Linked DNA regions of Homo sapiens: region 1 is linked to region 2. Evidence: chromatin loops called from intact Hi-C (ENCODE). Cell type or tissue: CD4-positive, alpha-beta T cell. All regions are shown on one strand. Each heading gives the region's core, and the rest is flanking DNA. Links, peaks and the distances in the headings are about the cores only. Region 1 overlaps TENM1 (teneurin transmembrane protein 1). Region 2 has its middle 120 kb from the start of TEX13D.

Evidence for each region. Peaks named below come from ENCODE experiments on the same cell type or tissue, not always from the same donor. Only the 100,000 strongest peaks of a DNase experiment are listed, where the experiment ranks them.
Region 1: a loop joins it to region 2, with 4 times the contacts of the local background. A loop is called at or near these places in 4 of 110 quality-filtered maps.

The regions. Positions count from the first base shown.
Region 1 is chrX:124,732,215-124,743,046 of GRCh38, reverse strand. TENM1 (teneurin transmembrane protein 1) reads left to right here. Exons shown (of 35, transcript NM_001163278.2): 7 at 5,850-6,090. Among named protein-coding and RNA genes, the nearest start is that of SH2D1A, 390 kb to the right of the region's middle. In CD4-positive, alpha-beta T cell, for the core only: no CTCF peak of the experiment used is centred there; DNase peaks (open chromatin) are centred at 5,946 and 6,286; H3K4me3 peaks cover 1,147 bases.
Region 2 is chrX:124,206,665-124,217,496 of GRCh38, reverse strand. No RefSeq gene overlaps it. Among named protein-coding and RNA genes, the nearest start is that of TEX13D, 120 kb to the left of the region's middle. RefSeq lists an enhancer at 1-520. In CD4-positive, alpha-beta T cell, for the core only: CTCF peaks have their summits at 5,770 and 5,970 (motif pointing left); DNase peaks (open chromatin) are centred at 4,646 and 5,966; H3K27ac peaks cover 637 bases.

The DNA.
Region 1 (10,832 bases), core at 1,463-9,462, 530 kb before region 2:
AAATACCATTAAGTAGTAACATACATTTTGAGTTAGTAGTAATAGTTAATATTAATAAGAAAATATCTTCTCTTTCTTTTAAGCCTGTTTCCTTTTACCCCCTACTCCTGCCTAGAAGGGGAGGGCAGCTCAGAAAAGCAACCTCAGGAACCAAAGACTTCTAATTGGCCTTGAGAGATCTGACATAAGTAGTATGGCAATAACTCTTGGTGCCCTGATGTTCTTTGCACGTGTAGATTATATGGTCTTCAGAGGCATTAATTAATATTGCCTCATAAGAGCTCAGGAAGGTGGTTAAATACTAATACAGGCCCATAATCCCTTATCCAAAACCTTTGGGGTCCACTTTTTTCAGAATTTAGAATTTTTCAAATTTTACAAAGGTGCTGCTGTACATATACTGTATATTATATATACACTCACCCAGAGTGAGGTATGGGCCAGCACCCCTTAATAAAATGCATTAATACTTTCTTACCTAAATGTATGAAAATTCACAAAATAAGATAAATAAATGAAGACTATAAATGTCCTCATATCACTTCAGGTCAGGCTTTGCCACCAAAATTTATGAAATTAGATAAATAAGTAAAGACCATAAATATCCTCAAAGCATTTCAGGTCAGCTTTTGCCACCCAGTGAGTTAGGGGAAAACAAACTCATTTTTCAGAGATTCTTTGATTCCATAGTTGTAGATAAAGAATTGTGGAGCTACCCTTCCCCTTGGCCAAGGAGATAATGAAACACATACTAAGACCAGGAAGTACAGACATGATTTCTGACTCTCCGTGACCTTTTTCTAGAGCTATAGGAATATATGTGCCCCTTTTGACAACGTACACTGCATAGTAACCTTGGGAAAAAACATATTTAGGGAAGGTATTGTCACAGTGTCACTAAAGAAAAGAATGATCAATTTAGTACATGGATTTCAGAAAAGCTAGCCATGTATCTACTTTGGTCAAATTTTTCAAGAAAAATGTCTATTTGGCATTACTGTAATACTGACAATATTTATTTTTAACACCTACCGAAAATTATTTTGCATGTACAGCCAGTGCTGCTACAGTGCTCGTTTTATAAAGGTTAATTTTTTCCTTTGCCATTGGGATGTTTGAGAACAGTTTGAACTTAAGACAAATTTTGCGTTTGCATATGCGCAATTCCATCTGTTAAAAGCACTAGATGAATGCAGAAAACTGCATACAGCAGAATGAACTGCGTAAGAATACACAAAATGGGCACATGTATATACCTGCAATATCCATCAGCTATTTCAGCTCACCACATGTGGATAGGAGCCTGTCCCATCCACATCTGGTATTTAGAAGTTTCCGTCCTAATCAGATAACTTTCCTTTTCACCACTTCACAATAACTCACAATTTGCAACTCTTCTGGCACCCACTTTCACAAGATAAAGTGTCATATTTGGTATGGCATTCGCGTATCCCTTAACCATTAATATATGACAAACTATGCTGTCATTCTTATTAGGTTCCTTTTTTTTTAATGCGTCATTGATTATGTTTCTGAATGTTGCATCCCTAACTTCATTTTTTCCATAACCCTTTGGTTAGGTGTGATTTTGCATAGTGCAGTGAATTGCAGAAATGCATGCTTTGTCTTGTAGCAGAACTGACTGTATATGTTAATGAAATGTAAGGGACAAAACACCCTGATAGACACTCTGATAAGTTGCCACAGTATTTCTGAGCAGAGATACTCTAATTTCTTGTGAAAGCTTTCTCTAACACATTATCCAAAATAAGGTGTATTGGCAAAAAGAGAAGAAAAGGAAAAAAGAAAAAACTATGCGTGACACGTTTCTTCTTGCACTTACCTTTTGGAGACAGAGGCAATGTTGTTTCTGAAGGCTTATACTTCTATTAGTAGCTCTGCCACACTTAAAATGTCTCAAATCTACAGTTTGGAGGAATTTTGCTCCTGAGAAATTATCTTACCAAGTTATTTTAGGACCTCAAACCTGAAACTGGCTACTATCCAAGTATATTATGTGAATTAGACCTTTCCATTTGAAAACTTAATTTATTTTCAGAAAGCTTTGTAAGTAAGTCTGGATATCTACATTTGCATAATCACCACTCCCCCCTTCTCCCTTCCTCTCTCTGGGGCACAGAAGTGTATGGTTGCCAGATACATTTGGAAGTGAGTGTATGTGACTCGCAAACCCCTAGAATTGGTGTTCTAGAGCTTCTGACACTGAACACTAATGTATTTTTCATTAGTGTTTAATGTTGGGAAATCCCATTTCATGGATCCCAAGTATTAAATTACTTCATTTGGGAGGGAACAAGTGCATTCCCCATCTTTTTCCTGAGGTGAAAAAAAGAATGAATCTGAGATCATTTGCATTTCATAAAGGCTTAAGGTCTGGATGTATTCCACTCAGTGCAACAATCCAATATTGTGAAAGCGTTTAAAGACAATATGAACTAGCAGGGAAACTTCCACATATTTGAAATGTGGAAATAAAAATACACAGTAAAATAGATGAAAATCAAAATATCCATATATGTATATGGATATGCATTATACGTAGATAATCTAAATGACTAGACAAAGCCATTCTACCTGCAACAGAAATAATAATACTATGATTGCACTTTTCAATGAAGTAAAATTTTTATCATTTTTCATAATAGAGTTGCAAAGATTGTGAGGTAATCTAGCAGGCAATAAATCTGATGTCAATGAGATATTCTTTTTCTTTTGAACAACTGTACTGAAGAGAAACCCTTTCTCTTGCACAACTGTGCTGACAGAAACCCCTACTGATTAAGCTAGTAAATGTCATGCATGTTGTTTAGAGGGGTTCTGAGCACAAGACCTCAAATTGACTCCTCTTTTTCTTCTAACCTTGGACTTGCACCTTTTCCTCCCTTCCCTCGGGTCATTAAGTGCTCTCCCACACGTGGCATTAGACAGTAGATCTGTAGTGTGTCACTGGTGCTTTTTTCACATCATGAAGGGGCATCATTTTAAGCACCTTCTTCAGAGTATCATTGTCCTTTGTCATGGCTCTGGGAGGCATTCCACTAAGATCTTCAAGGGGAAAACCTACTTCTCTGTCAATTGAATAGATAGCCAGTGGCTACATCAGAATGAGAGCCAAAGGGAACACAGAAGGTGATTATCTGGGTCCCATGATCCAGTCAAACCCTCTTCTATTAGCAAAAGATTTTAGAGATCTTGCTCTGTACCCAGTACTTTGCTCAATGTCATACAGCATACAGGAGAAGTAGAAGGAAACCTTATTCTAAGAAACATGCAGTCTATTTTGGGAGAAAAGGCAAAACACATAGAATATGATGGGGATGCTATAATATTGCCAACTCAGGGATCAAATTTATGGCAAAAATAGTAAATGTTAAAGTCATAGAAGAGAGTCATGTTTATGTTCCGAAGTAGCATAATGGAAAGAGTGCTGGGCAGAGTACTGGGATTTCAGATAACATAACCCATGGGGGTGGGGGAGAGTTTTAAGTTCAGTCTATCTGTTAAAATGTCACTTAATTTACAAAAACACGTACAGAAAAAGAGTAAAGAAATCATCTGGCATGGGCAGGAAAAAGTATCCAAGTTGAATGACCTTGAGCAAGTCAGTTCACCTCTTTGGGTCTTGGGTTTCTCATCTGTAAAATGGCGAGTGGAGAGAGGCAAGCTTAACTAGGTGATCCCTATGATTTCTTCCAGCCTTATAGTTTTATACTTTTATACTTTTATTACATTCAATAAAGAAATAGTCAATAAAATGCATGCTCAAGCACATTTTACATGAATTAAATTTAATTGTTAGGAAAAGGGATTATTATTATCCTTATTTTACAAATGAGGGGTTAAAGCTTCTAAAGGGTAGAGGCAGAACTTAAACCCAGATTTGCCATACATCCCAGTCCAAGTCCTCTCCTCTTTCCACTGTGCTGTGTTGCATACCATTACACCACACTGCCTTCCTTTCTACATTTAAGGAGTCATGGTCAAAGAGAAAAGCAGACGTAATAAACCTAAGTGAAAAATCAAGAAAATGTGGACAATTCTTTGTCTCTAAATCTTATGAAGGAAAAGAGAACTCATATTACAGAGATCTGCAATACAGGGAATGGAGCATTAGCCAGAGAGTCAAGAGATGTGAGTTCTAGTCCTGGCCATGCCACTAACTTGCCAAGTGTCCCTGGACTTGTTTTCTCATTTGCAAAATGAGAGCATCTCCAAAGTCCTTTGGGTTTCAACATTCTATGCTTCTTTGAGTCCCCAAAATGGAAAGCACACTTCTAGTTACGGTTATGAGTATGAGCCCAGAGGTTTAAAAAAAGTTAATGAGATGTTAAGTATTTGTGATGATTTTTTTTAGTGAATATGGGATTTGAGCTGGGCCTGGAATAATGGGGGTGACTTAGGAAATTCATGAAACATTTTAGTTCTTTTAAAATATACAAGGATAGCTGACCATCTAAAGGAATCCTTTTTATAAAATGAATGATCACCACTCCCTTCTCTATCTATCTTTTGTACAATTCAGATTTTCATATAGTGAGTTTATTTAAAGGGAGAGCCACCTGTGCTAGAAAATACAGCCAAGAATTTGTCATGCTCTTGGGAGGCTAATATCGTTTTTAAAAATAAAAAACCATGCCAATGTCTTTAAAATTCAAGTTTGAAGTAAAAAGATTGAAAGAAGTGATTTTTTTTTTTTCTGTGATCAGCCACTGCAAAGTGGGCCTCAGCACAAACCAGCTGAGTCCTTTGCTAGGCATCGAAAGCCTCTGGCGTTTTTCTGCTTTTCAACTCTCAGTCATTTGGGAGGTGGGACAAGGCCATGCTGTCCACAAAGTTTATCCAGAACGTGCTGGTGTTACAAGAAATCACTTGACATCTATTATGTTTCTCCTGTGGAAGAGAGGTGGCTATCAGCTACAATAGTGATTTCTTTTTAAAGGGGTTTAATTGAGGTATTTCTCATGGGCCAAATTCTAACTCACTGTCTTTACGTGTGCCTGCCAGGAAAACAATGGAAAAATACCAAGCAATAGCAACAATAGAAGCCTGAGGACCGCTGTCCCAGGCTGCCCCTCTGCAAACGAGCAGAAAAAAAATCTGTTTCCTTGCTGCCTAAGCTGCCGCTAACATGGCAGAGCTCCTAGAAAGGTGTGGCAAAGGAAAAAAGTTGCAGACTGTGCTTTGCATGACCATGGAAATATGTATAACAACTTGAACAAACTTCTTTTAGCCTACCTTTTACAAGTAGCACTCTAGTTGGGGGGCTGACAAAGAGATTAGTTTCACACAGCCAAGCGACACACTCGTGAGCTGTTTTTCTAAAATATGGATTTGCTCCCGTATAGGCAAGCTCACATCCTTTCCTGAGGTAAGCCAGAAGGTGGCCTTATATTTTTATTTGAAGTGCCGAATGATTTTCCTTGCAACAAATTTGTGCCTTTTACTAGCATTTTCTGAAGTGAGAATTTTGCAACTGATGGAAATCAGCTCACTTCTGTTCTGTAACTTGGTGTCTTGTTGATGATTTATTTGTTCAGTAGCAGAAACTATGACAAATGGTGTGAGGCGGCCTCATTTACTTTTTAGCTGCTATAGCCCTAAAGAATTTACATGTAAATGCAACTGTGAATGTTTTACATTTCATAAGCATGCTGCACGTGCTTTTGTAAGTTAAGTGGCATTTTTACAGATAGACTGAACTTAAAACAACCTCCCTCACCCCACAGGTTTTATTATCTGAAATCCTGGTAAGTCTGTCATGCTGGTTTCCCTGACTGCCAAGTGGGAGAGTAAGTCTCTATTTTATGTTTCTCTTCTCTCCTCTTTAGATGTGCAGAGCAGCCCACACAACCAGTTCACCTTCAGACCCCTCCCACCGCCACCTCCGCCTCCTCATGCCTGCACCTGTGCCAGGAAGCCACCCCCTGCAGCGGACTCTCTTCAGAGGAGATCAATGACTACCCGCAGCCAGCCCAGCCCAGCTGCTCCAGCTCCCCCAACCAGCACGCAGGATTCAGTCCATCTGCATAACAGCTGGGTCCTGAACAGCAACATACCATTGGAGACCAGGTACTTGAGCTATTATTGATCCCACTAAACTTAAGTATTGGCAGAGGATGGTTCTACTGATTGCAGAAACTCATTTCATCACACACATCTGCAGAGACACACAAATGCACAAACCGATACACACCCAGATGCATGGGCAAAAAGGAAGACTCCTTCACAGGCGCAGATGTGCAAACAGACACAAACATCTAGATCCAGCCACAGCCACAGACCAAAGCAGATACACGTGAAAAGATGAAGCCGCAGATACATAAACACCCTGCTGTCACATATCCACAAAAACATAAAACAAAGCAATTATCTAAGCTGTCACTGCAGCCTCAAAGTGAAAGGCAATTGTCCCTTGTTTTAAAAAACTGCAGTATTACAAGAAAACCCAAACACAACTGGAGGAGGAGTGATCATTTCTATTTTATTTATTGTAAGATTCTTTGAAAAAATAAGTTGCCTTCAAACATTAAAAAAAAAAAGGATCAGCCTCATGTAATGGAAGTATATGTGTAAGTTTAAAAACTAAATTCTGCCTTTAGGGTGAAGCTTTTGGTCTTTTGAGCAAAAAAGTTTGCCTCTGTTTTTCTTCACATGTTTAGATTTCTAGATTGACTCCTCAGAGCTTTGTCATGATAAAAGTTCTACTCTTTGCAGTTCTAGGTCCCTTGATCATGATAGATTTTAGCACCAGATACAATTAATAAAGAAATTATTCATCATTTCTAGTCACTTTCTTAAATCAAACATTACAACTTTATATTGACATAGAAAAACACTAACTAATAAAACATAGATTCTATTTTCTTTGAAATTCAAGGACTTCCCCTTGTTTTTTTGTGTGCCTTATTTAGTTCTACAATGGAAGCTTTTATTTTTGTTTTATTTTTATAGATTCGGGGATACATGTGCATGTTTGTTACATGGATATATTGTGCAGTGGTGAGGTTTGGGCTTCTAGTGTACCCTCACCTAAAGGGTGAACATTGTACCCAATAGGTAATTTTCTAACCCTCACTCCCCGCCCATCCTCCCTTTTTTGGAGTCCCAAGGGTCTATCATTTCCATTTTTATGTCCATGAATAGCCATTGTTTAACTCCCAGTTATAAGTGAGAACATGTGGTATTTGATTTTCTGTTACTGAGTTAGCTTACTTTGAATAATGGCCTACAGCTCTATCCATGTTGCTGCAAAAAACATGATTTTTTTTTAAGGCTCTGTGGTACTCTATGGTGTATATATACCACATTTTCTTCATCCAATTATTCATTGATGGACACTTAGGTTGATTCCATGATTTTGCTCTTGTGTATTGTGCTGTGATAAACACATGCATGCAGGTGTCTTTTTGATATAATGATTTATTTTTCTTTGGGTAGATACCCAGAAGTGCATTGATGAATCAAATGGAAGTTCTATTAAAAATCGCCATACTGTTTTCCAGAGGTTGTGTTAATTTTTATTCCCACCAACAGTGTATAAGCATTGCCTTTTCTCCACATTTTCACCAATACCTGTTGTTTTTTGACTTTTTAATAATAGCCATTCTGAATGGTATGAGATCGTATTTCATTGTGGTCTTAATTTGCATTTCTCTGATAATTAATAATGTTGAGCATTTTTTCATCTGTTTGTTGACCACTTATACAGCACCTTTTGAGAAATGTCTGTTCATGTCCTTTGCCCACTTTTTAACAGGAATTTTTGGGTATTTTTTTCTTGTTGATTTGTTTAAGTTCCTTGTAGATTCTGGATATTAGTCCTTTCTTGGATGCATTGTTTGCAAATATTTTCTCCCATTCTGTGTGTTGTCTGTTTACTCTGTTGATTATTTATTTTGCTATGCAGAAGCTTTTTAGCTTAATTAAGCCAAATTTGTCTATTTTTGTTGTTGTTGCATTTGCTTTTGAGGTCTTGGTCATAAAATTTCTTGCCTAGGCCAATGTCCTGAAGAGTTTTTTCCTAGGCTGTCTTCTAGTATTTTTATAGTTTCTGGTGTTATATTTAAGTATTTAATCCATCTTGAGTTAATTTTTGTATACAGTGAGGGATAGGAGTCCAGTTTCCTTCTACCTATAGCTATCCAATTTACAGAAACTTTTTCTAAAGACATTTGTATGTAAAAAATGGGTATAATATACTACTTGATAAACAATGTCTGGTATCACCTTCTAATCTGATCTCTGGGAATTGGAATGGAAAGAGAAGGACTAGTCAACTCTCCTAAGACTGGTTGTTATTGTTTTTGTTGTTTAGCAGCATATTAAATTAAATACCAACCATGGCATCAGAGAATATTTCACCATCAACAAACTGCAAGTACTATGGCCCATGTCCAGGAAACAGTATCATCCATCACTTACCAGATTAAATGGTTTCATAAAGGGTGATTTCTGCTACATTCCAAGAGAAAAATATAGCAGTCAGCACCTATGGTGACAATAACCCAATTAGAACTATACTAGTGATAGAGTTTCTGTATTTATTTATTTATTTATTTATTTATTTATTTATTTATTTGAGACAGTCTCCTTCTGTCGCCCAGGCTGGAGTGCGGTGGCAAGATCTTGGCTCACTACAACCTCCACTTCCTGGATTCAAACGATTCTCCTGCCTCAGCGTCCAGAGTAGCTGGGACTATAGGCATATGCCACCACGCCCAGCTAATTTTTGTATTTTTAGTAGAGACAGGGTTTCACCATATTGGCTAGACTGGTCTTGAATTCCGGACCTTGTGATCTGCCCGCCTCACCCTCCCAAAGTGCTGGGATTACAGGCGTGAGCCACCGTGCCCAGCCCTGTATCTTTTCTTTTCTTTTCTTTTCTTTCTTTTTTAATTGAAAGGGGGAGGTGAGTAAAGGGTAAAATGCAAAGAACAATGTATATCTTCTTCAAGGAGTTTTCAAACAGTGGTTATTTCCTCATTTTACTTTTAGTTCATTTGCAGAGCTTAGTGATAGAGAGCTGAGGAAACAACAGGGCAATATGGTTAAGTAGCAGTTCTGACAAGCAAACACACTCCTTTCGTCTTTGAAGCCAAATAACAGAAAATCTGGGAGAGAGTGGGGAATGGGTTCAGGCAAATGGAGAGAGAAAATTATTCTTATTTGAAATGTACATCTAGGCATGTTTGTACAAACTGCACCCACGGACCTTCTGTATCTATGCAAGGAATATATTAATTGGTCTCAGTTTCTTAAGACGCAGAGAAGAACATAAGTTTTCATGTAAGAGTGAACAGAGTACCTTTTTAGTACATTTGAACATATATTTAGCATCACAATGATGATTTTTTAAAAGCCAGAAACGTTATTAGCTCTATCAACTAGCATTGTTCAAATATAGCCTTTAAAATGTTCATTTCTCATGTAGTCAATAAAGGTAACTGTGGGTATCCAGGAACTTATACATGAACTGTGTAACAGAACCTGTCTGAGCCTCAGCCTCCTCATCTGTAAAAATGAATATACAAATGCCTGACTTCCTAATTAGGAAAATCAAACTAACGTAGTAGAAAGTGCCTCATATACTGTAAAGCACTACACAATTAAAAGGTAACATTACTATCCCTACTAAGTGGCCACTTGCCTTTGCATAAATATCTCCAAAATAGGTAATTGGCTTATTCCTAAGTTATTCCACTCTACCTCAAACAACTACTAGAAGATTCTTTTTGAACCAAAATCTATCCCTTCTTAACTCTGCCCATTTTTCTCAAATCTAATTTTAGGGTCTCACAGAATAAGTAAAATTCCCCTTACAACTGACAGCCCTTCACTATTCTTGAGTCCTCTATTCTTTGTGCTAAATGTTTCCCCAATTCCTTCAACCTGTTCCTCACATTAATGGGTTTCAAATCTCCCTTCCTGGTCTCTTTCTTTAGAACACTCCAGTTTGTCCAAACTGCTCTTGAAATGTAATGTTCAAGGCTGAATGCAGGTGTGGGTTCTTATTAGCCTCTCTGGTTGCAAGAAGCCAGAGACATTCAGGTTGCCTCGAGTAATTGAGAACATCTTTTCAGTGTATGTGTTGTCAGTCCCCGGGAACGCGGGAAACTCTGGTCAATCCCCAAAGGAAAGGCAAAGACTGTGGATCTCTAGCATTAATAAGACTCAGCAGTTCTCTGCATTTTTGCTCCTCTCTGTCTGTTTCTTTGTCCAATAGCTTATTCTTTCCATCAGCTCAATATTTATTTTGTCTACCACATAGTTTCTACTATCTCATAACGATGTCTTTTCTCCACTGTACCACATGACTCCAAGAGTACCTCCTCACACCTCTCACCTCATCCCTTCAGCTGCATGTCCCATTGCTAACTGCATTATTATCTTGGTCACTGTAGGCTCAAAACCCTAAGAGGGAATTTGATTAGCCCAGTTCATCCCTTTTATAGCAGGCTGTGTTTCAGTTTTTTGGCAAGCCCTGGCAATTATTCTCATAGTCAACTGAGGCTACGGGGAGAGAAAAGTCATGTGATTAAAATAAACAACATGGCCATCTATGGTTGTCCCTTGAGGAAGGACCGTGAGCAGATTTGATGTTCCTTAGATGGGACTCTCAGCAGTCAGTCATTTTGACTGATTCACTGAGGATTTTATGCTATGACCAACAATTAGCCACCTCTCTTGTTCTAATTATGTATTTTCGTTAATGCTGTCTACTCCAGTATCAGCTTTTTTGGTGGCCACATGACACTATCCATACACATTGAGAACACCGGAAACTAAACCCCAAAGCCTGTTTAACATGTTCT
Region 2 (10,832 bases), core at 1,611-9,610:
CTCATGCTGTTTATTCTACCACACATGGCTGCCTCTGGAGGGAATCAATAACATTTGTGTACAAAGCACTGAGGAAAAAGACAAGATAGGAGATTAAATTAGATCACAGTAAGCTACAAAGCCTATACAAACAGTAGGGGTTTTATTGCTAGCTTCCTCATTTATAGGCATTGTTTTCAAAAGATCCAGGAGAATAACAAAACTTAACCTTTACCAGTGAAAAAGGACTCTGCAGAAGGCAGTGAGTTTCCAAGACAAAATGTATGTAGTCACTTTACCTTGGGGAATGGGGCTACGTGGTCACATCAGCTCAGCACTCGCTCATTATTTCCACTTTGGGGAGAGGAAATAATGCACCAAAGAAGCTTTAATTAAGCTATAGGTAACTAACATGTGTCCAGCAGGAGGCCTGGGGCACTGAGGCCCACAAGAAATAAGAATAAGAAAGGTCCTGCCTTTAGAGAGGTTATAAGCTGTTCGATAAGCTGTCTGGTCTCTGCAATTTGATCAGAAGCCCCTTCAGGGCCAAGCCCGTGTATCCCTGGTAACTTCCAGGAGAGGAAAGAGTTCCCAGCAGGCGCCCCCTTGCTGATTGGCTGGTTAAGTGGCTAGAAAAGACCTCTCACGCTGATTCTGTTGTGTTCCCAGTGCAGCTTTTTCTCCACGTTTGGTGTAAAGGAACCTTTATTACATTTCAAACAAACGGTTCCCCTGTGGCCCTGAGAAAGCTCCAGTGATTCCCAGAATGTCTGGCCACCTGTGGCCTTCAAGGTGGCGGAGAGCATTTTCCTCTTAGCCACCAGAAGAAGTAATGTTTCAATGCCAGTAATGATGTTGCTAAGAAAAACCACAGTCAGAAGGAAAGTTTTCCCTCACCCTCCCATCAGTTTGGGGGCAGTCAGAAATCTCACATCCTAGATAGAAAAGCAGCAGAAGAGGAAGTAGGAGACTTGGGTGCCCATCCTAACTTGGCCCCTTATTAGTGGTTAGACTTCAACAAATCACTTCTATCTCTTGGCCTCAGTCTTTTCATCTGTAAAACGAGGGCATTGACTTGAGCAAAGTTTCCCAAACTAAGGTTTGGAAGTCTGAATCTTTTCAATTGTGGGGTTGGAGTGAGGGGTAGATATAATATAATAAAAGAGATACTTGGTAGCAAAAAGACAAGAAACAATGGACTGGATGAACATTTTTTGTTATAATATTTCATGATTCCAGGAAATCCAGTTTTTGTTCATGGGATTGGCTTTAAAATGAAACAGGTGTTTGTTATTTAAAACAACTTCACTTCCAATTAAATTGGGCAAATTGAACACATGCACTTATCTGAGCTCCTTCCTGAGATCCCACAAAAAAAGAACAGGGGATTAAAAGGCCAAATGCAGTGAGTACAAAGGAAAAAGGGGGAGAGGCTATAATAAGCAAGAAGCACACACGCGTGCATGCGTGTACATGTGCAAATATGGAAACTAGAGAATGGCTAAATGAGTGGTTTAGCAGATTAGAAAAAGCCAAAACCCAAGGATGCGGTTTATACTCCAAACCTCAAAAAGCTCAGGTTTTGAGGGTACCAGTTATCTCTGAAAGTGGGAGTTTTGGTATGGAGTTGAAAACAGGATGATAGATTGAACATGATGATAAGAAACAGCCCCCAAATCCCTCCCTCCATCCCAGCAGGGGAGAAAACATTTAAACCAAGCACAGCTGAGGGCCCACTGAGAAGCTATGTTGAAAACTGGGATTAAGTTGGAGTCTGCCTTCTGAACATTGAGACCTCCAGTCCCCATCCTTGACTCAGTTCCCAAAATACTGACAGCCAGGTTACACATGCCAAGCGGAAGATTGGAAGATTCCACTCTGGGAAACTGACTGAACCCAGAGAAATAATTCAGATGATACTGAAGAAGCAGGCAGGATGTCAAATGATGTAGGGTTTTGTAGGCCATATTATAGTTTTTGGATTTAGCCTAAGGACCAGAAAGTCATTCAGGGGTTTTAAGCAGGGGAACAACATGATCGAATTTGCATTTTTTAAAGATGAAAAAGGAGCTAGTGTGGATTTTCAAAAAGTGAAGACCCTGTACCACATTTTGACCAGTTTCAGAGAGGAGGGGAGCTGTGCAGAGATGTGCTGGAGGAGTGCCTATTGGTGACCAAAGACATGGGATGCTGAAGCGATACAGAATGCCACCTGGAAGTTCGTTGGTAATGTGCCTGATCCTGTTTGAGAATGTAGATCACTGGTGGTGGGGTGTTGAAGTGGTAGGTGGGAGAGTAGACTCATGTGGTTTAGAGACTGTTTACATTAATTGAGCAAATAAGTGAAGATTATATTGAAGATAAGTGGCAGGCTTCTCACTGTTGGAGAAGATACTAAAAACAGAAAGGAGGAAGACCAGACCGAATGTTAACATTCTGGGTTGAAATTGGAGGTTTGGGTATAAATTCATGTTTTAAATATATATACTCAGAGAGATATAAAAATAGTTATAGATGTACATATGTGTATATATGCACATGTATGTATTAATATATACATACATATATTTTCCAGCCCTGTCTGCTAAGAGCACCTGCAAGCAATAATAGCCCAGCAGCAATGAGCCCACCAAGAGCTCAGATAATAGTTTTCATATACCACCCTCCACTAAAGAAAAAGTGCTCAAAGAATAATGGGAACAAGTCAAAAGGACACCGAGACCACCTTGAAAGGGGCTCCCAGTGGTCAAATCTGGGAAAATTTGAGCATCAAAATAAACGTTGATAGTAATGGATCGCAACCAATTATACAAAATAGGACTCCATGAGTCCATATTGACATACATACATACATAAATAATAAATAAATAAAGGATAGGGCAGACTATATCTACAAAGATACCCACCACAATATATTCTATCCTATAGGCTGTTCTTACAATGTGATGTTAACAATCTTCCCATCAAGTGGTAAGAGCTATGTCCCCATCCATTGACCCTAGATGGATATTTATGACTGCCTCAACCAACAGAATACAATGGAAATGAAAGCTGTGTGACTTCTGAGGTTGTATTAGAAAAAGGCCATGCACTTCCACCTTGCTCTCTTGGGATACTTGCTGTTAAATCTCAACCCCAATGCTGGGATGAAATCAAGCAGCTACATAGCAAGGCCTCATGTGAGGGTTCTGGCTGGCAGCCTCAGCTGAGGTCCCAGTCAAAAGACAGCAACAACTAGTCAGTCATGTGAGTGATGAACCACCTTGGAACTGGATCCTCTAACCCCAGCTGACTGCCCCAGCTAAAATATCACCTTGCCTAGATTGCAGATTCATGAGCTAAATTCTTGTTGTTTTAAGCCAGTAAATTTGGGTCTAGCTTGATGTACAGCAATAGATAACTGGAACAGAGGAGAAGCCCTTCTGTTCCATACAGTAGAATGCCAACTAATAAGTGTAGAAAGATTGATGGGAATGAGAATCAATATTTGGCCACCATAACATAACTGAATTAACTGCCTGGTTGATTCAGGCAGTTAAGGGTGGTGGGTAGAAGATCGATGAGAAACAGGATGTTGGCATAATCTGGGAATATCTCCCCACAAAATACTGATCAATTACAAAGAGAAAAAAAAGGGACATTGTTATGCTAGAGAAACCTGCAGACACCAATATACCCCGTGATTAGAGTTAACACTACCAGTGACAGGATAGGTTGGCATTGTGTGCTCTCTGATGCAATGCACCAAGAAGAACACAGCATCATTTCTAGGGTATTCCTGCCAAGAAAATGTGGCCTGAGTCTAGTCATAAGGAAACGTGGCTCATCCTACAAAATGTAAAATCAGTAGTTGCTAAAACTGTTGAGGACATGAAAGACAGGAAAAATCTATGGAACTCTCTCCGATTGAAGGAGCCTGAAGAGATACGACAACTAAATACTAGATGGACACTGATGACAACTAATTGCTGGTAACTAAGTGTTCCTGGATGGAATCATGGACCAGAAAGGAAAAGGAGACATTGTTGGGACAGTTGGCAAAGTTTTAATTGGGTCTGCAGATTGAGTGGTAGTGTTGTACCACTGTGGATTTCCTGACCTGGAGAGCTGTATGCTGGTAGGTTAGGAGAGTGGACTTGCTAGGGGAAAGACACACTGGAATATTTAAGGATCATAGAACATCATGTCTTCAGCTTACTCTCAAGTGGTTCAGAAAAAGACTAATGTGTATATATATATACACATTAATATAATAATGTTTATATATTATTTATATATGTAATAATGTTTATATATATATGAGAAAGAGGGAGCAAATGCAGTAAAATGTTAACAAGAATCTAGGTGAAACAGATATGGAAGTTATTTGCACTGCATTTGTAACTTCTCTGTAGGTTTGAAAATATTTCAATATGCAGTATTTTTTAAAACCACACAATTGCTTATTTTACCAAACCATTTCAGATCAAAGACTCATTGCTTAATTTCAACTACTCAACCAATTTTATTCTTCAGGGCAAAGGGGTAAATATACGGCATGCATAACCCCAAACCACAGATATGCAAATCACATTGCAAACCAGGCCCCAATTCATACTAATTCATCAACGTTTCCATGCCTAGTGCTACATCAGCACTCTCAACTCCAACCAAGATACCAGGGTTCACCAACTTCACTTGCAACATTGCAGGTGCTCATTGCACAAAACAGCCCCACCCTCGATATGATGTAACAAAAAGGTTCTCCTTTGTGGTAATAGTCTTTATCTATCATCTGTAAGTTTGGCAAAACTGTAACATCTGTCTCTTATGCCCTTCCCTTTTATTTTCTGCATGGCTCTTCCTTCTGTCACCTCATTTTCTGCTCCTGATGCCCTTATGGCTCAGGTGGTTATTTGTGCTCTTGTAGCTAACATCTTACATAGAAGGCCTGCCCTGTCTTCTCTCGAGATTGTCCTGGTCCACAAACAGATAAGTTTGACTACATGGATATTCAAATAGTAAGTAACTATACAAAAGAAATTCAACAATATTAATAATTAAATAATACAAATTAAACCCCAATGTAGTTATTAGTTTTAAATTAGTACCAGTCTTTACAGCAGCATGATGGTAATATATATTGAGGATCATGAAACTATTCATGCCTTGTGTCATGCATTTTGATACAATAATCCTACTTTTAGAGTAGTTACCAGAAACATTATTCAGAAAATAAAGTGTTATTTATAATGTTGAAAAGATGCAAGTAATATAAGTATGTGATGTTCATGCATTTTTTTCAACAAATAATTACTGAGAACTTTCTATGACCAAGTATCTAATAGAATAGAGCAGTGTTGAAGTGTTATGACAAATCAACACGATGAAATGTTGTATAACCATTAAAATACTAAGTAGAATCACTCATAGAAAAGTGTTTATGGAATGATGTCAAATAGAATTCAAAACTTTATAGACACTACATAGACTATGTACAGACTATAAATTATAATAAATAATATAAAACTGTGTATGGACTGTAAAGTATAAAATTTAAAAATTGTATAGGCGCTATATAAAACTGTACAAGGTATAAATTAAAATATAATAAACTTTGTTAGGTGCTTAAGTATCTCATTTAAATGCTCACAGAAACTCCAGTGTTATTGTCCCCATGGTACAGATAAAGAAACTGAGGCTCATGGGGATTATAATACAACACTAGACTGCGAGTTCCACAAACTAACATTTTTGTCTGTACTGTATCCCGTGTCCAGAACAGTGCCTCACATATACCAGACACTCAGTAAATAGTTCTTGACTACCTGAAGTGGCTGAGTCATGATTGGGACCCAGTTCCCTATCAGAGCTAATACTGTCATTCAAATAAACTAGATCCATCAGGACCTCAGAATGAATTCAGAGATGGGCTTAAAGAGTTTCAAGTTCTTTGCTGGGTTGCAAGAGCCTCATGTCCTTTCCTCTCCTTTCCTTTCTCTTTTACTGTCTGCCCTCTGGTGGAGATACTAATGAGTAGCAGAAGTCACGGAAGAAAGGGCCAGGGTCATCAATGACTGCACAGATCACTTATGTCTTACCTGTATGTAATTAACACCTGTTCTCTAGTTTTGTCTGTTCTCTAGCTGTAAAAACAAGTGGACATATTTTCACCAAATTTGAAGGTTATTTTCAAGATGGTCTGGCTTAAAATACATCATATTAGCACAATTTACTTTGGGGATGCTGTAGGGCACATTGATTATTTTTTTCCTTGCATTGAGCTTTGTGGCCCATCATTTTATGGATTTGTATGAGTTAAGAAACTTACACTTTTTGAATTTTTCTAAAATATCACAGATTAAAGAGAATATTCAAAAATTTCATCAATTTTTCAAAATAACTTTTTTCTCCACACAATGAATAAATTTAAATGCTACAAAATTTGTCCCAAAGATGAAAATATCTTAGTTTCAAATCACCAAGAGTATTTGTTTTCTTTTACCAAGAATAGGAAGTCATAACCAATAGTATTTTAAATTAGAATTTTTATGGATCTGGAAACCCAATTTTAAAGGGACACCCGTGCAAGGGCCAATTGCAAAGACAGGCTCTTTCAAGGGCAAATAAAATTGCAGTAAGAAGAATGCTTGGAGGAAGATGAGAAGAATCGTGTTCTTTCACAGGCAATTGAAACCAAAGTTCAGTTCAAAGAGACATTTGGCTGCTGATCAGGAGATACATGAGATATGAATTCAGATGCTTCTGTAAGAGAAAAGAGTGCTTTTACATTTGAACTCCAAATCAATTATGCCAAAGAATCTACACTAGTTCTATGTCTGGAATCTGAAAGGAGAGTCTAAATGTTTCAAGAGAAAGGTCATGTTGAAACCAATTACTAAGCCCCCAAAGTTACTAAAATTGTTATTAATGGAGCAGTTTCCACAATTCCAATAATTTAAGACAAGATCAGAGCTTAAACTGTGTATGTCAACGGGGTACAATAGGAATCAGTATTTAATTCTCCCAAACCACTGGTTCCTTCAAACTACTGCTTCATCTTTTAAAGGCCGTAAGTACCAAGTGAATATCTTTTTCACCCATGGCTATTAATAAGTCCCAAATGCAAATGCCTCAAATAATTGGCATTGGTTTTTGATAGAGCTGCTTCTCACATAGGCAACACTATGTAATGTGTGCCTGAGTGGTGAGCAACAAGGATTTACCCAAATTTACTCAGGAGTATAACAATAACTATGACCTCTAAAGAAACTTGTTACAAAGTTGGAAATTATTAAAGCTCTGAATTAATTCAACTAGACAAAATCATCATAATGTTAACGTTAGTGTTTTTATTGTTTCTATTAAACTTTATTTAATGATAGTTAATTATTCTCCTGTGGAGCACTGGGAGTCTCCTAGAGTCTCTTTTTTTTCTTGGCACTTATAATGAAGGCAGAGAGTTAACTCCCAGTTTTCTTTCTTATTGACAAAAGAGATCAGCGCATTAAACACTTGGAAAGCCCTCCCCGGTGACTAGTACAGCCCTTGGCAAATAGTAAGTACTTAATAAATATTTGCCAAATGATTTAATGAACCACCCTTATATGAGTTGGAGTTTTTTGGTTGTGACAAAACCCAACTCTGGCTAACTTAGGAAAAGAGGGAATTTATTTGAAGGCTACAGGGCAGCGAACAGGTTTAAGAAGAGACTGGAAAAACCAACTCCTCAGAAACCAAAGCAGAAACCAGGGAGCTCCAGAAGATGTAGAGCAAGAACTGCTTAACACTTTATGCGGTCTTTTTATTACTCCATTCATAGATCAAATTCAAGAGGAAGCTTCTAATTGACCTAGCTTGGGTCCACATCACTACTCCTACACTAGGAGAGGGCAGGGTATCTTGATCAATATTCCTACCAGAATTTATCCAGGGTCAAAAAAAGAATCTTCCCAAAGGAAATGGGCATGCTTCTGCCAAAAGAAGGTAGAATGGATACAGAACAGGAAGGAAGGAAGGAAGGAAGGAAGGAAGGAAGGAAGGGAGGGAGGGAGGGAGGGAGGGAGGGAGGGAGGGAAGGAGGAAGGAAGGAAGGAATTTTTCTCTTTTTTTTCCTTTTTCTTTTTTTTTTTTTTTTTTTGAGATGGAGCCTTGCTCTGTTGCCCAGGCTAGAGCGCAGTGTCTCGATCTTGGCTTATTCCAACCTCCGCCTCCCGGGTTTAAGCGATTCTCCTGCCTCAGCTTCCCAAGTAGCTGGGATTACAGGTGCCCACCACCATGCCTGGCTAATTTTTGTATTTTTAGTAGAGACAGGGTTTTACCATGTTGGCCAGGCTGGTCTCCAACTCCTGACCAAAGGTGATCCCCCGCCAATCTCAGCCTCCCAAAGTACTGGGATTATAGGCGTGAGCCACCATGCCCAGCCAGGAATTTTTCTAAGTATTAAGTAAGAAGGTACTTAAAAGAAAATACTTAGAAAGTTATAAAAATTACTAAGTAATATATTAAAGTATTATCTTAGAGTTGATCCAATCTGATAGGATTAGTGTCCTCATAAGAAGAGACACCAGAGAGTGCTCGTTCTCCCCTCCTCTTCTCCCTCCTTTACCCTCCCCCTCTTCCTTCCTCTTTCCACACAAGCACACCAAGGAGGCCACGTGAGCACACAGAGGGAAGGCAGCTGTCTGCAACCCAAGGGGAGAACACTCATCAGACACCCACCCTGCTGGAACTTGACGGTGGTTTTCCAGTCTCCACAACTGTGAGAAAATAAATTTCTGTTGGGCAAGCCTCCCGCTCTATGGTAGTTTGTTATGGCAGCCTGAGCAGATGAATATATCCACCATCAAAATTGATGAGACAACCGAATAATTTCACAAAAATGCCTTCCAGAGAAAAATACTTAAAATAACTGCTTAGAGATAAGTTGCATTATTTTAGTACATTTATAATTAAAATAGAATAGGCTATAATAACCATCAATCATTACACAGGAATCTCTGAAAGACCTGACTGCCAAAGACTGCTACGTTTTCAATGTTATTATCAAAATATGATACTGGTAATAGTTCAAATTGGTAGGGAAAGCATGAATTGTTCAATAAATTGTACAGCACTACTTGGAAAAAAATAGTTAAACTCTCACTTCATGCCCAAAGCACAAAAAATTATAGATGCTTTTAAAACCTTCATTTAAAAATAAAAGCTCAGACCAGGCACAGTGGCTCATGCCTGTAATCCCACCACTTTGGGAGGCCAGCGCAGTCAGATCACTTGAGCTCAGGAGTTCGAGACCAGCCTGGGCAACTAGTGAAACACCGTCTCTATGAAAAATTAGCCAGGCGTGGTGGCGCACAATTGTGGTCCCAGCTACTCGGGAGGCTGAGGTAGGAGGATTGCTTGGGCCTGGGAAGCAGAGGTTGCAACAAGCCGAGATCATGCCACTCTACTCCCAGAATGGGAGACACAGTGAGACCCTGCTTCAAAAACAAAAATTTTTTTAATTAAAAAATAAGAGCTCAGAAGCATTAGAGGAAAACACTGAAAATATTTTTATAATGTTGGAGTGGGAGATATCTTCTTAAGATTCAAATTCAAAAGCCATAAGAAAAAACATTAACACATGTATGTAAAAATTTGCACATGTATGTAAAAATTTACACATGTATGTGTATGTATGTAAAAATTAACACATGTATGTAAAAATTTTCAACTTCTGTACAGAAAAAGATAACACAAGGAAATTTAGTAGATAGACAAAAGACTGAAAGAAAATATTTGCAGCATATTAAAAAAGAATTTTATATCCACCACATATAGTTTCTACAAATTAATAAAACACCAACCACATAATAGAAATATATACATTCACAATATTATGCAACCACCACCACTATCTAATTCCAGAACATTTAATCACCCCAAAAGTAACTTATACACATTAAAAAGTCACTCCCATTCCTTCCCACCCCCAGCTCCTGGTAACCATTAATCTACATTCCAAATAAATCTACGCTCTCCATAAATCTATGGATTTACCTATTCTGCACATTTCATGTAAATGGAATCATACAATATGTGACCTTTTGTTTCTGGCTACTTTCACTTACCATAATTTTTTAGGGTTCATCCACATTGTATCATGTATCTGTATTTCATTCATTTTTAGAGTTGAATAATTGAAATTTGGGTTGCTTCCACTTTTTGGATGCTATGAATAATGCTGCTATTTGCGTACAAGTTTTTGTGTGAATATATATTACCAGTTTTCTCAAGTATGTATCTAGGAGTTGAATTGCTATATGGTCATTCTATGTTTAATTTATTGAGGAACTAATAAACTTTTCAACAACAGCTGCACCATTTTACATTCCCGTCAACAATGTGTGAGGGTTCTCATTTCTCCAAATCCTTTCCAAAATTTATTTTCACTTTTTAAAAAATTACAGCCATGCTAGAGAAGTAGTATCTCATTATGGTTTTTATTCATATTCTTCTATTGGCTAATGATGTTAAGCATCTGTTCATATGCTTATTGTTCACTTTTATATACTCCACGGAAAAAAATGTCTATTTCTTTGTTCATTTTGATTGGGTTGTTTTTTGTTGTTGAGTTGTAATTTTATATGTATTTGGGATTCTAGACTGTTATCAGATTTCCAAATATTTTCTGTGATTCTATGGGTTGTCTTTTCACTTTCTTGATGTGTCCATGAAAGCATAAAGTTTTAAATTTTGATGAAGTCCAATTTATCTTTTTTCCCCTTTTTTTCCTTGTGCTTTTGGTTTCATACTTAAGAAACCATTGCCGACTAGGTGTGGTGGCTTCGTGCCTGTAATCCCAGTACTTTGGGAGGCTGAAGCAGGAGGATCAC